5 separate regions of the Homo sapiens genome follow, and all the other regions are linked to region 3. The links are chromatin contacts, found by Hi-C or POLR2A ChIA-PET in ENCODE. All regions are on one chromosome and are shown on one strand. The core of a region is the stretch at or near the end of the contact, and the rest is flanking DNA. Distances in the headings are between cores, read along the strand shown.

The links. Hi-C counts contacts between places; a loop is a spot of excess contacts on that map. ChIA-PET counts read pairs that join two places held with the same protein, here RNA polymerase II (POLR2A). Pooled maps may share reads with other maps.
Region 1: a pooled map shows a loop between it and region 3 (4-fold over the local background). The contact joins two enhancer-like sites. A Hi-C loop is called at or near these places in 2 of 50 pooled maps. POLR2A ChIA-PET finds 5 or more read pairs at or near these places in 2 of 52 experiments (Panc1 and activated CD4-positive, alpha-beta T cell).
Region 2: a map of CD4-positive, alpha-beta T cell shows a loop between it and region 3 (12-fold over the local background). The contact joins two enhancer-like sites. A Hi-C loop is called at or near these places in 18 of 168 maps with a recorded cell type or tissue (A673, CD4-positive, alpha-beta T cell, CD4-positive, alpha-beta memory T cell and 14 more), 10 of 37 single-sample maps with no recorded cell type and 31 of 50 pooled maps. POLR2A ChIA-PET finds 5 or more read pairs at or near these places in 1 of 52 experiments (WTC11).
Region 4: a loop to region 3 is called in a map of naive thymus-derived CD4-positive, alpha-beta T cell, with 7 times the contacts of the local background. The contact joins two enhancer-like sites. A Hi-C loop is called at or near these places in 4 of 168 maps with a recorded cell type or tissue (CD4-positive, alpha-beta memory T cell, K562, PC-9 and 1 more), 3 of 37 single-sample maps with no recorded cell type and 10 of 50 pooled maps. POLR2A ChIA-PET finds 5 or more read pairs at or near these places in 1 of 52 experiments (Panc1).
Region 5: a loop to region 3 is called in a pooled map, with 2.6 times the contacts of the local background. The contact joins two enhancer-like sites. A Hi-C loop is called at or near these places in 2 of 168 maps with a recorded cell type or tissue (HCT116 and naive thymus-derived CD4-positive, alpha-beta T cell), 11 of 37 single-sample maps with no recorded cell type and 13 of 50 pooled maps. POLR2A ChIA-PET finds 5 or more read pairs at or near these places in 3 of 52 experiments (CD4-positive, alpha-beta T cell, T-cell and activated B cell).

Annotation. Positions count from the first base shown.
Region 1 is chr19:39,817,155-39,819,854 of GRCh38, forward strand. No RefSeq gene overlaps it. Among named protein-coding and RNA genes, the nearest start is that of MIR6719, 11 kb to the right of the region's middle. Within about 2 kb of position 1,302, at least 3 of the 41 ENCODE cell types and tissues checked have a DNase peak (open chromatin) inside an H3K27ac peak, as active enhancers do.
Region 2 is chr19:40,633,166-40,635,865 of GRCh38, forward strand. No RefSeq gene overlaps it. Among named protein-coding and RNA genes, the nearest start is that of LTBP4, 33 kb to the left of the region's middle. Within about 2 kb of position 1,451, at least 8 of the 41 ENCODE cell types and tissues checked have a DNase peak (open chromatin) inside an H3K27ac peak, as active enhancers do.
Region 3 is chr19:40,142,423-40,145,122 of GRCh38, forward strand. No RefSeq gene overlaps it. Among named protein-coding and RNA genes, the nearest start is that of MAP3K10, 48 kb to the right of the region's middle. RefSeq lists an enhancer at 2,081-2,230. Within about 2 kb of position 1,374, at least 7 of the 41 ENCODE cell types and tissues checked have a DNase peak (open chromatin) inside an H3K27ac peak, as active enhancers do.
Region 4 is chr19:39,791,998-39,794,697 of GRCh38, forward strand. No RefSeq gene overlaps it. Among named protein-coding and RNA genes, the nearest start is that of LEUTX, 14 kb to the left of the region's middle. Within about 2 kb of position 1,379, at least 2 of the 41 ENCODE cell types and tissues checked have a DNase peak (open chromatin) inside an H3K27ac peak, as active enhancers do.
Region 5 is chr19:40,611,993-40,614,692 of GRCh38, forward strand. It overlaps LTBP4 (latent transforming growth factor beta binding protein 4), which reads left to right. Exons shown (of 30, transcript NM_001042545.2): 15 at 81-200; 16 at 1,073-1,204; 17 at 1,412-1,537; 18 at 1,924-2,046; 19 at 2,323-2,454. Among named protein-coding and RNA genes, the nearest start is that of LTBP4, 12 kb to the left of the region's middle. RefSeq lists enhancers at 1,913-2,460, 2,682-2,700. Within about 2 kb of position 1,324, at least 36 of the 41 ENCODE cell types and tissues checked have a DNase peak (open chromatin) inside an H3K27ac peak, as active enhancers do.

The sequences.
Region 1 (2,700 bases), core at 52-2,551, 330 kb before region 3:
TGATAGAAGGGACAAATCTTCCATATGGAATTCTAAATAGTAAATGTAAAGAAATGAGGGAAACAGAAAGTCATCATTATAATATCACGGTAATAACTGCTACAGACCGGGTCCACTGATGAATGCTAAAATGTGTGGGTAAACTTGAAGGAGAAATGGGATATTTGTGCAGCCTCCAAGTATCTCCCTATTTCCCTCCAGGAATCAGGCTTAGCTCTCCTCTGAGTGTGGGCTGGATTTAGTGACTTGCTTCTAACAAATGAGTAAAGGGAAAATAGTGGTATTATCGTTGGGAAATCTGCAGACACCACTTTCATGAAGTGATCAGGTTAACCTCACCTCAGTGAGCATTCTTCCCAAAGCCTAAAATCCCAGTCTAACCACGAGCAAAATGTCAGACAACCTCAGACTGAGGGCCATTCTACAAAAACATCTCACCAGTACTCCTCAGAACTGTCAAGGTCATGAAAAACAAGGAAGGACTGAGAAATTGTCACAGATTGGAGGAGGCCAACGAGAAATGACCAACAAATGCAACATGGTATCCTGGATTGGATCCTGGAACAGAAAAAGGACATTAATGGAAAAACAGGAGAAATAGGATTCAAGTCTGGAGTTTAACAGAATATTAATCCATGTTAATTTCTCAGTTTTGACAAATATACAATAATTATGTAAGATGCTAACACTAGGTGGAAGTTGGGTGTAGGTATAGGGAAGTCCCTGTATCATCTTTGCAACTTGTCTGTAAATCTAAAATTATTAAATTTTAAAACGTTCACAAAACTTTAAGTCTCCTCTGCAATATGGCTCGAGGTGGTCCCCCGCGGAGTTCCAAAGCACGCTTTGTTTGACTCATCCTTCAGATCTCATCTTACATGCTCCCCACGCCAGGAAGTCCCACCTGACACCACAGACTGGGTCAGGAGCTGCCTCTGGCTCCCACAGTCCCCCTGTGGCTCCCCTATCCTGGCCCCAACCCCTCTGCCTCCCCATCCCAGCCCTGGTCACTGTCTGCCGTTGGGGTTGTCTTCCCCACTGGACTGTGAGCTTTGCGAGGGCAAGGTGGAGGCTGTCTCAGCCATTGCTGTGTCTCAGCCATTGCTGTGTCTCTCTTGAGTTGAGAGTAATGCGTGTCTCCCTGACTCCTCTGGGAATACCCATGAACAGGCAGAAGCTGCGCCTGAATCCTCCCAACTGACCCTTAACGCTTCACAGCCCAAGGCCTGCCAGATCCACCTTCCTGGTATCCCCTTTCCTGTTTGCTCAATCCAGGACACATCTGAGGCAATATAAATGGTCTGTCTCACCCATCAGCCAAAAGAGGGTCAAATCATCTCCAACCCCTGCCACACCTGCCCACCCACATGTCCGCCCTGTACACCAAGTGTCAGAAACACATGGTGACTGTGAATGTTTGGGGGGCCTGCCCAGTCCACAGCCCTTCTGAGCAGACAGTCATCACTATAGGAACCCTCCAGCTCCAGTGAGTTGAGCAGGGTTGGATACCCGACCCTGGAAATCCCATTCCTATCTGGGAAATTCGGAATGAAGACTGAGGGGCTGCGGGTAACTGAGCTGGAAGATCACATAGAGTGGGGGCAAGAGTCCACCCAGGACCAACCCAGCTGCCTGAGAACAGGAAGCAGCCAATGCAAAGAGAAGCAGAGACCACAGGGCCCAGTGGAAAGGAGGAATGTCACACCACTGTCTCACTTCTGCTTCTATTCTGTTCTCATGAAGCCCTTGTCAGGTTCTTTCCATCACTACCCACAACCAATCACAGTGAGTTCTGCCTTCAAAATGCACCCAGACTCCAATGACTACTCATTCTGCCCCTGCCCTGGTACAGGCCACTGTCATCTCACCTAGATTATTGCAGCAACCTCCTCACGGGCCTCCCTGCTCTCATTCTCAGCCCACACTTCCATCTATACACCCTCCCTTAGTGATCCCATCCTGGGCTTTAATACCATAAATATGCCAACTACTCCCAGCCCAGATCTCACCCTTCAATGCCAGTCTTGTATAAGCTCCTGTTTGGCCAGTGGGTCCAGTCAGAGGCTAAACACGCCCACACTCTCTCTCAGTCTTGTCCATACAGTTAATGGCACTCCCTCCTTCCTCTGTGCAGACTAAACGCCATAGTGTGGTCCTTGACTCTTCTTTCTTACCCTACATACCTGATTCTCCCTTCAAATTATATGCAAAATCTGACCACATCTCCCCACCGCCCCGTTAGCACCCTGGCCAAGCCACTATCATCTCAGCTGGACTGCACAGTGGCCTCCTCACTGGCATCCTGCTTCCACCCTAGTAGCCACATGGGAGCCAGAGGAACCCTCTTACCGTGGTAGATCACATCGCCTCAGCTCACCATGCTCTCCCTGCCACACATCTCATCAGCTTCAAATTCAAGTCCTTCCCATGGCCTCCCGGTCCCACCTGACCTTGCCTTGGTCTCCTTCCCTCCCACTGTGTCCAGTCAGGTCCAGTTCACTCCTTTCTGCTCCTCCAGCACACCAAGCATGCCTCGGGGCCTTTGAATTTGCTGGTTTTTTCTACCTGGAATGTCCTTCTTCCCAGAATATACATACAGCCAGCTGGTGTCCTCCCTTTCTGTGAGGTCCATTAACGTTTTTCTCAAAGAGGTCTTCTTTAACCCCTCTATCTAAAATAGCACCTCTTCCCACTCTCTAG
Region 2 (2,700 bases), core at 201-2,700, 490 kb after region 3:
AAACACCTAACACAAGGCCTTGGTGGGGAGGAGTGTCAGACAAGGAGTGGCTCAAGGCTCCACAAAGGGGTGACAGTTGCACAAAACTGTCTGTACCAAAAATCATTGAATTATACACTACACATGGGTGACTTGTGTGGTATGTGAATCATAAGTCAATAAAGCCCTTCTTTAAAAACGCCGACTCTACAAAGCGTTTCAGAAAGTTACCCTCCAGCTGATACAGGGAACCCGACCCAACCACTAATTCCTCAGTCATTCATTCAACAAATATTTTCCTGCTTTGCAATAAGTGAATTCGAGGAACACAAACTTTAACCCAGCCTTGGGGGGTGGTTAGGGAGGGCTCCTGGAGGAGGAGATGTTGGAGCTGAGAGTTGATTACTGTAGGGAAATGAGCAAGATGAAAGGGGTGGAGGTGCCTATAATCCCAGCTACTCCGGAGGCTGAGGCAGGAGAATCTCTTGAACCCGGGAGGCAGAGGTTGCAGTGAGCCAGGATTGCACCGCTGCACTCCAGCCTGGGCAACAGAGTGAGACTCTGTCAGAAAGAAAGAGAGAGAGAGAGAGGAAGGAAGGAAGGAAAGAAGGAAGGAAAAGAAAGAAAGAAAGAAAGAAAGAAAGAAAGAAAGAAAGAAAGAAAGAAAGAAAGAGAAAGAAAGAAAGAAAGAGAGAGAAAAAGAAAAGAGAAAGAGGTGGAGAACCATGTTCCAGGTGGAGGGGACAGCACTTCCGAAGGCCTAGAAGTAAGAGAGCAAGTGTCTGTTAGATGTCTTTCCTTTGGTATCTAAGGCCTGTATTGGACAACAATGGTGACAATCTTGGTGCCTGAGAAATCCCAGGCCCTTGCCTTCATGGGGGACACCGACACATCACCACACATGAGAGCCTGTGCTGTATGGGGGAGGCACAGGCAGGGGTCAGGCTGCGGTGGGGGAAGATCAGAGGGCATGCATGCCCAGAGGAGACACTTGATCCAGTCTGAGAGATGATCAGGGAAGGCTTTCTGGAGAAAGAGACAAAGCTCTGAACAGTCTCTGTTTGGGCGTCTAGATCCCTTTGAGAATCTGTCGAAAGCTCATTCACAGAAGAAAAACTCACACAAACAAAGGTTGCAGGCAATTTCCAAGTATTCTCATCCTTCCTCGGAATCTTCTGTGGGTATCCCATTCCCACCCCGCCCCCACAACCACCTTGCTGCATAAATGTCCCAGGAATTGCGACAGGGCTGGCCAACAGTGCTGGAAAACTGCAATCGAATTTCAGCATCCTGGGAGTGGGATCTTTCTTCTGAGATCTCGCCCGCCGCCGGGCCTGGAGGGTGTGCCCCATGGATCTAATTGTTATCCTGCCTGCATCCCCTGCACTAACCCCCAGACCTGGCGTTGGGGCTTCTGGCACTGGCCGGGACCGACGCGTTCTCCTCTGGAATGTTCAGAGGGAGGTAGTCCAGGCGGTCACCGCGCTCGCCAGACAAGCAACGCAGCGCCCCCCGATGGCCACCGCGCGCCGGCGCAGCCCAAGCCGGCTGCGCCCCCTAGTGGCCGATGCTCGTAAAGTCTTCAGCGAGCCCCGAGCTTTTGCTAGCCAGCCCTTGGTTTTGCAGGCTGGGGTCATCGTCGTTGTCATCGTTGGCATCATCATCATCATCATCATCATCATCATCATCATCAATAGCTAGTAGGCTTGGCGTGGTGGCCCACACCTGTAATCCTAGCACTTTGGGAGGCCGAGGCAGGTGGATCACTTGAGGCCAGAAGTTCGAGACCAGCCTGGCCAACATGGTGAAACCCCGTCTCTACAAAACAGTACAAAAAAGCAACCGGGTGTGGTGGTGGGCACCTGTAATCCCAGCTACTCGGGAGGCTGAGGCATGAGAATAGCTTGAACCTGGAAGGCGGAGGTTACAGTGAACTGAGATCGAACCACTGCACTCCAGCCTGGGCAACAGAGTGAGACTCTGTCTCAAAAAAAAAAAAAAAAAAAAAGCTATGATCATCCAGGCAGTGATTCATGCCTGTAACCGCAGGGCTTTGGGAGGCCAAGGCAGGAGGATGTCATGAGGCCATGAGTTCTAGACTAACCTGGGCGACAGAGCAAGAGCTGTCTCTATAAAACAAAACAAAATGCTATAGACCAGACGCAGTAGCTCACACCTATAATCCCAGTGCTTTGGGAGGCCAAGGCAGGCGGATCACCTGAGGTCAGGAGTTCGAGACCAGCCTGGCCAACATGGTGAAACCCCATCTCTACACTTTGAAAACCACTACTTTAACTGTCTCTCCCACAGGGAGAGCTGCCTCCTTCACTCTCAGCTCATTTGGTTCACATGTTGACCCTACTGGAAGACTCCAGACCTGGCCAGTGAGAGAATCCCTTCCCTTCAGCCTTTGCAACTGGCTTAGGGACAGGTGTGTCCCTGAAGCTGGACTGATGAGCATTGGCTCTGGAACTACTGCTGATTGTTGAAGAAGGGGCTTCCTAGACATACTGTGCTGAAAGGGCACAGGCTTGGAACACTGGGTTCTTACATGGGAGAAGAGCTGGCCTGAAAATGCAGCCAACACGAGGGGAAGCAGCGCTGGGAGAGGAACAGAGAGACTGGTGCCTGGCGCACGTCATCTGCACCTCTGTCTCACCCTTCTCCAGAACATTTCTTTGCATCTTACATCAAATTTGTCAGCAAATTCTGTCGGCTCTA
Region 3 (2,700 bases), core at 124-2,623:
TAACTTGCACCTCCCAGGATACAAGCCATTCTCCTGCCTCAACCTCCCTAGTAGCTGGGACTACAGGCACGTACCATGACGCCCTGCTAATTTTTGTATTTTTAGTAAAGATGGGGTTTTGTCATTTTTACCAGGCTGGTCTTGAACTCCTGACCTCAAGTGATCCGCCCACCTCAGCCTCCCAAAGGTCCTGGGATTACAGGCGTGAGCCACCACACCCGGCCCATGTGTACACACATATATAGTCACCTCCAAGATGTAGTTAAGTGAAAAAACCAAGGTGCAAATTGGTATGAACAGGATGTACCTTTTGCTCAATAGAGAGGAAAATGAATACATATGTTCATTGGTTTATATTTTCCAAGTAAATGGAATGTCAAAACAATTTTTGCGATTGGGACTCAATCACCCACAAAACAATGGTTTTGGTTTTTTGTTTTCTTGAGACAGGGTCTTGTTCTGTCACCCAGGATGGAGTGCAGTGGTATGATCACAGCTCACTGCAGCCTCCACTTCCTGGGCTCAAGCGATCCTCCCACCTCAACCTCCAGAGTAGCTGGGACTGCAGACGTGTGTGACCACGCCCAGCTAATTTTTTACTTTTTATAGAGATGGGGTCTCATTATGTTGCCCAGGCTAAAACAATGTCTTAAAGTAATTTAAGATATATTAATTTGACATAAATCCCTAATGGGGTATATCCTCCTGGAAAAAAAAGCACCATAAGAAAATCTTAAACTATATTTAGTCATCATATTACTAGTGATAGTATTGATATTTTAAAATTTTATATATGCACATATATATTCAGATATGCATATATATTCACATACTTCAAAACGTATGCTGATGTCACTACAATTCAAAATTCTCTTTTTTTCTTTGAGAATTCAACATTCTCTGAATAAGAAAAAAGAGGCATAATAATAACATTTTAGAAGTTGTAAAGGGCAAAACTAAACTATGGACACACATTTGGATAACTAATTACTATAAAGAAACACAGAGATGATTGCTATAAAAGTCAGGCTGGCCAGGCACGGTGGCTCACGCCTGTAATCCCAGCACTTTGGGAGGTCCAGGCGGGCGGATCACCTGAGGTCAGGAATTCAAGATCAGCCTGGTCAACATGGCGAAACCCCATCTCTACTAAAAATACAAAAAAATTACCTGAGTGTGGTGGTGCACATCTGTAATCTCGCTACTGGTGAGGCTGAGGCATGAGAATCACTTGAACCTGGGAAGTGGAGGTAGCAGTGAGCCGAGCTCATGCCACCTCACTCCAGCCTGGATGACAGAGTGAGACTCTATCTTAAAAAAAAAAAAAAAAAAAAGTCAGGCTGAGGGTTAATTTTGGTAGAGAGAAGGGAGGGGCTGGGCCTGGGCGCCTGGGCTAGGGCACGTGGAGAGGCTTATGAACAGCTGGCAAATTCTATTTCTTGACTTACATGTGGTTACAAGTGGCTTGCCTTAAAATAACACAATTTGTGTGTTTCGCTGAATTTCAGGAACTCCTATTTTAAGAACTTCCTGGGGTTTTTTTTTTTTTTTTAACAAAGAAATGTAGTACTTTGTTTTTTAAAAGGAAGATTTTTATTATATGAATCAATACCTAATAAATTAGAAGCAAAGCCTCTTGCAGAGAAAAAGATCCACCAATAAGGAGATCTGCGTTTCTTCAGGGGAAAAAAAAAATCATCTCCATCACAGAATTGAAAACAAAGGAATAATCGTACAGATTTGGGAAGCTGGGGACTTTGCCTTTGTTTTCCTTATTTTAAATTAGGAATGCTGGCTGATGAAATCAGAGCACCCTGTGAAAAGAACTGTACCAGACATCTTGATCAGCACCATTTTGGGCCTCTGCAATGTCAAATAAATTTGAATATATTTTTGCTTTTACAACGTTATGCTAGCTGTGAAACCACTTGAAATGCAGCATTTCCTGACAATGACAAAGCTCCTCCACGGGAAACTCTCTTTCTTTCTAATGTGTTAAGAAATAGACTTACATCAAAAAGAAAAGCATTCTCTATGAAACACAAACGCTTTGGAAGTGTCTAAAGGTGCCACAAAGGTTGCAATTCTCTCTCCACTTGCAAGAATTTTTTTTTTTTTTTCCCGAGATGGAGTCTTGCTCTGTCACCCAGGCTAGAGTGCAGTGGCTTGATCTCGGCTCACTACAACCTCCACCTCCCAGGTTCAAGCAATTATCCAGCCTCATCCTCCCAAGTAGATGGGATTACAGGCACATGCCACCATGCCCGGCTAATTTTTATTTTTAGTAGAGACGGGGTTTCACCATGTTTGCCAGGCTGGTCTCAAACTCCTGACCTAGTTGATCCACCCACCTCAGCCTCCCAAAGTGCTGGGATTACAGGCGTGAGCCACCAAGCCTGGCCTTTTTTTTTTTTTTTTTTTTTTTTTTTAAAGACAGGGTCTCACTCTGTTGGCCAGGCTGAAGTGCAGTGGTGTGATCTCGGCTCACTGCAACCTTGAACTCCTGGGCTCAAGTGATCCTCCTGCCTTGGCCTCCCAAGGTGCTGGGATTACAGGTACCAGGTGAGCCTTCACACCCGGCTCACTTACAAGATTATAGTGAGATCAAACGTGGAGAACTTCTGATCCAGATTCAAATGGTCTAGATTTATATTCTGGCTCCCTCACTTACTAGCTGCGTGACCTTAATCAAATCACTTA
Region 4 (2,700 bases), core at 129-2,628, 350 kb before region 3:
CGATAAACCAGGATGGTAGCAGCTGCGGAACTGTGAGGTGCAGCGGTCCCCAATGTTTTTGGCACCAGGAACTGGTTTCGTGGAAGAAAATTTTTCCACAGACGGCAGCGGTGGGGTGGGTGGGTTGGGGTGGGGGATTGTTTGGGGAAAATTCAAGCATAATACATTTATTGTGCACTTTATTTCTATTATTATTACATTATAATATATCATCAAATAAGTATACAACTCACCATAATGTCAAATCTAATGGGAGCCCTGAACTTGTTTTCCTGCAACTAGATGGTCCCATCTGGGGGTGATGGGAGACAGTGACAGATCATCAGGCATTCGATTCTCATAAGGAGCATGCAACCTAGATCCCTCGAATGCGCAGTTCACAATAGAGTTTGCGCTCCTGTGAGAATCTAGTGCCCAAGCTGACCTGACAGGAGGCGGAGCTCAGGCTGTAATGCCAGCGATGGGGAGTGGCTGCAAATATAGATGAAGCTTTGCTGGCTGGCCCGCTGCTCACCTCCTGCTGTGGCGGTCTGGTTCCTAACAGGCCACCATGGGTACCCGTCTGTGGGGGTGGGGAGCGGGGGTGTTGGGGACCCCTGGTATAGAGTGCTCTCTTGTAACCCACCCATCCTCTGAGTGCAGATTTGCAAATACAACCACGTTCTCTAGAAGGGACCCTATGAGCTGGAGGATAAGACCACAGCCTGGAGTTTTGCTTTTGACTTTCGTAATGTTTAGGCATTTTTTATGGTGAGCATAGCTTACTTCTGAAATTTAATAAACGACTGTATTAAGCGGTGAAATAGTGAGTACACGGTTGTTTACTTTGTTATTCTGTTTGCATGAACATTTAAGAAAAATAAAACATTGAGAATTGTTGGTGGCAGGTGTGGTGGGAGCTTTTTAAAACAACAACAACAACAAAAGCTGTTCCCTACATGTAACAGGGATGTCTGTCTTCGGAGGAATTGGTGAGCTGCATCTCACCCCCCGGTGAAGCAAGGGGTCGTGGTGGTGGAACTTGACTGGGAAGTGGGAACTGATCCTGGGGAGCAATCCCAGAAGCCTGGGGCTAAGCCATGTCCTGAGAGTTTGGGAAATGAATGTATTAAGCAGCCCAGATGCCTAACTCCAGGGTCACCACCAGCCTTTGAGCTCCAGGGGGCGCTCCGCGAACATCCCATGAAAGCGCGCGGGGCGCTTGGGATGATGTTTGCAGGGGAACTGAGCCAGGCTGTGGTCCTCTGTGCCATCTCCTGCCGGTGGGCAGCACTCCTGTTGTGCACAGGGACCCCTGTTTCCTAGGTCCACAAACTGGTCGGGAAACACGAGTTGACCCGGCCGCCCCAACCTGCTTTCTAACAAGAGGTTCTGTCCAAGTTCCCCGCTCGACTTTCAATATGTCACTCAGCGCTTAAGCCTCACCCCTTATCCTTGATGTCCAATCAGGAGCGAGGGTTGGATCCCCAGGGGCCTGGGGAGGCAGAGGGTTCTTTTTTTTTTTTTTTAAACCTAAAAATTTAAATGAAGATGAAAATGGAAGATTCTTCATGGAAGTTTTAATGGCAACAATTAGTCTACGAAAAAATAGGAAGTCTGAATGGACCAATAACCAAAGAACTTACAAAGGAAGTAAAAGATCTAAGAAAGTCCTAGAAGGTTTTATGGGCAAATTCTGCTATACATTCCGACAAATCGTAATTGTACTGTCTCCTTAATTTTTCTGTAAATCTAAAACCATTCTAAAATAAAAAATTTATTTTAAAAATGTATCCAATCCCCCTCGTCCAAACCTTTGAAATGCTAAAGATTTCTTTTAAAACCCTCAATATCTCTGATTATTTTGTTAAGGTTTTTGTTTAAGACTATCTATTGAAGGCAGGGCACGGTGGCTCACACCTGTAATACCAGCACTTTGGAAGGCCAAGGCTGGAGGATCACCTGAGGTCAGGAGTTCGACACCACTCTGGCCAACATGGTGAAACCCTGTCTCTACTAAAAATACAAAAATTAGCCAGGCGTGGTGGCCCTCGCCTGTAATACCAGCTCAGCTACTCAGGAGGCTGAGGTGGGAGAATCGCTTGAACCTGGGAGGCGGAGGTTGCAGTAAGCCGAGATCGCACCACTGCACTCCAGCTTAGGCGAGAGAGGGAGACTCCTCTGTCTCAAAAAAAAAAAAAAAAAAAAGAGAGAGAGAGAGCATCTATTGAAGAGTGAGTTTTCTTACAATGCCCAAAGCAACTGTCTCCTTCTTTCCCTGGCCCTCTCCATGTCTGTATTCACATAGAGTCTACATAATGGGCAAATTGTGATTAACAACTTTGTCTCCTGCCTTTAAAAAAAAATCCTAAAATCCTATCATACTCCAGGCCGTCTCCACGTCTGCTTAATGAACTGTCTTAATTTTTATTTATTTATTTATTTATTTATTTATTTATTTATTTATTTATTGAGACAGAGTCTCGCTCTGTTGCCAGGCTGGAGTGCAGTGGCGTGATCTTGGCTCACTGCGATCTGCGCCTCCCGGGTTCAAGTGATTCTCCCACTTCAGCCTCCCGAATAGCTGGGATTACAGGCACGCGCCGCCACACCCAGCTAATTTTTGTATTTTTGGTAGAGACGGGGTTTCACCATGTTGGCAAGATGGTCTCGATTACCTGACCTCGTGATCCACCCGCCTCTGCCTCCCAAAGTGCTGGG
Region 5 (2,700 bases), core at 74-2,573, 470 kb after region 3:
GGGGAGGGAGGGAGGAGTGTGGATGGGTGAGGGGGGAGTTGGACCACTTCTTCAAGGCCACCCTCTCCCCTGCCCCCCAGATGTGGATGAGTGTGAGAACCACCTCGCATGCCCTGGGCAGGAGTGTGTGAACTCGCCCGGCTCCTTCCAGTGCAGGACCTGTCCTTCTGGCCACCACCTGCACCGTGGCAGATGCACTGGTGAGACCAGGCCCTGGCTGTGACCTTGGGCCTGCATCATGACCCCCGACCCTTGACCCAGATCACAACTATGACCTGGCCGTAACCTCCTGACCTGGACCTCAGTCCCTCAGTCCCCAGAGCCTGTGACTCCTGACCCTGACCTGGACCACAACTCTTGACCCTGAATGTGACTCCTGAGACCCAACTTGACAGTAACATTTGACCCTAACCATCACCCTTGATGATAGTCCCTGCCCATACCCTGATAGCAATTGTGACCCTCATGACTCTGGCCCTGAATGTGACCTATAACTCCTGAATTTGACTGTGACATTTGACCCTAATCATAACCACTAACCATAGCACTGACCATAACCTTGACTGTGTGACTCTTGGTCCTATCTCTTTCACAGCCCCTGCCTCTTCTCAGAATCCCTTCTCTGGAACCTGGTTGGGTTCATAATCCCTGACCCTGGCCCCTGACTTGAGGCAGAATTCTGGACCCTGACTATAACTTCTGATCCTAACTGGATTCAGATTCCAGTCACTAACTCTGACCCATGGCTCAGCCGAATCCCATCCAATGATCCTAGTTTATAATACTTGACTGGTCCCTTGCCCTAGTTGATTTCTGATCCCTGTCTGATCCCTCTCCTGACTCCAAAATCCTGGCACAGGTAGTTCCTAGAAACCTAGACCCACAGGACTTGCAACCATGGTCCCCGGAACCCGAGAACCTTGGTCAGCCCTACCCACCTCTGCCATAGAGCCCTCCCCCAGCCTCCAACTCATGAGACTTCCCACCACCTCCCCCAGACACCCTACTCCAAGGGGATTGGTCGGGTGTGTCCCGAGACTGGACCCTTTCTGAACACCCCCACCCCCCACAGATGTGGACGAATGCAGTTCGGGTGCCCCTCCCTGTGGTCCCCACGGCCACTGCACTAACACCGAAGGCTCCTTCCGCTGCAGCTGCGCGCCAGGCTACCGGGCGCCGTCGGGTCGGCCCGGGCCCTGCGCAGGTGAGCAGCATAGGGACCCGCCAGAGAGTCTGGGAGTAGGGCCTGGGTTCCAGGGCAAAGCCGGCTGGAAAGGTGGAGGCGGGACCAAGGCGCTGTGGGAGGAGCTTAGAAACCTGGCATTGGTGGGGGCGGGGTTACTGCGATGTGGGCGGAGCTTGTCTGGGAGGCCGGGTCCCGTGACTCCGCCCAATCTCCCGCGTACCCTAGACGTGAACGAGTGCCTGGAGGGCGATTTCTGCTTCCCTCACGGCGAGTGCCTCAACACTGACGGCTCCTTTGCCTGTACTTGTGCCCCTGGCTACCGACCCGGACCCCGCGGAGCCTCTTGCCTCGGTTCGTACCCGGGCTGATCCTGGCCCCGGAAAGGGTGGGCTTAGGGCAGGAAAAGGCGGGACGGGGAGAAGAGGGCGAAAAGGGGAAAACGAGTTTTTAGCCGGGGTATTCCAGCAGGATCAGGGGGCAGCTGGTGGGAGTCTCGAGGCAGTGAGGGGGGGCGGGGCGTGGAGATGAAAGGGCCGAGTCTGGGTATTTGGACCGTGATTGTAAAGAAGCTGTTCTAAACCCGTCGGGGGGCGGTGTTTGCAGGGAGGGAAGTAGCGTGAGGCAGGTTGGGGAAGGCGTGAGAGGCCTAGGAGAGCCGAGGGGCGGTGGAGGGGTGTGGCCTAGAATGTTAGGCGGAGCGGGAGGTGGGCCGGGCCTTCGGACGCCCTGTCCCGCAGACGTTGACGAGTGCAGCGAGGAGGACCTTTGCCAGAGCGGCATCTGTACCAACACCGACGGCTCCTTCGAGTGCATCTGTCCTCCGGGACACCGCGCTGGCCCGGACCTCGCCTCCTGCCTCGGTGAGAGGCCCCGCCCCGGCCTGATCCCTCCTCCCTTCGACTCCCCGACTCGCCGATTGGCCTCCCACCTCTGTCTTTCCTCCTCCGCTTCTCCCCTCCCCTTACCTCTTTCCCCCGCCTCCTCTCCTAGCCTCCCCAACTCTCCTCTACCCCAATCTTCTCCTGCCCTCTCCTCTGCTTCCCCGGCCTCCCCCTTCTGACTCTCCTCTCCCCTCTTTGTATCCCCCATCTTGCCTCCCTGCTTCCCACATCCGACCACCCGACCTCTCTCCTCAGACGTGGACGAATGTCGCGAGCGAGGCCCAGCCCTGTGCGGGTCGCAGCGCTGTGAGAACTCTCCCGGCTCCTACCGCTGTGTCCGGGACTGCGATCCTGGGTACCACGCGGGCCCCGAGGGCACCTGTGACGGTGAGCCTGCCCCCACCCGCCTTCGCTAGCGCTTGCAACGCGGTGCTGGAGGCTGCTCCCTTGGGGACTGAGGAGGGGCGCCCTGCTTCCCAGACTTAGGCGGAGGGAAAGAACACCCTCTCACCGTATCTCTGTAGTGGAAATAAGCCGCCACCGTGTCCATGTATTTTCTTGTGTCAGGATCACGGCCAAGCCTCCCTTCCAGCCGCAGTCCATTCCCCCTCTGCAGCTGAAGCCCGGTCCACA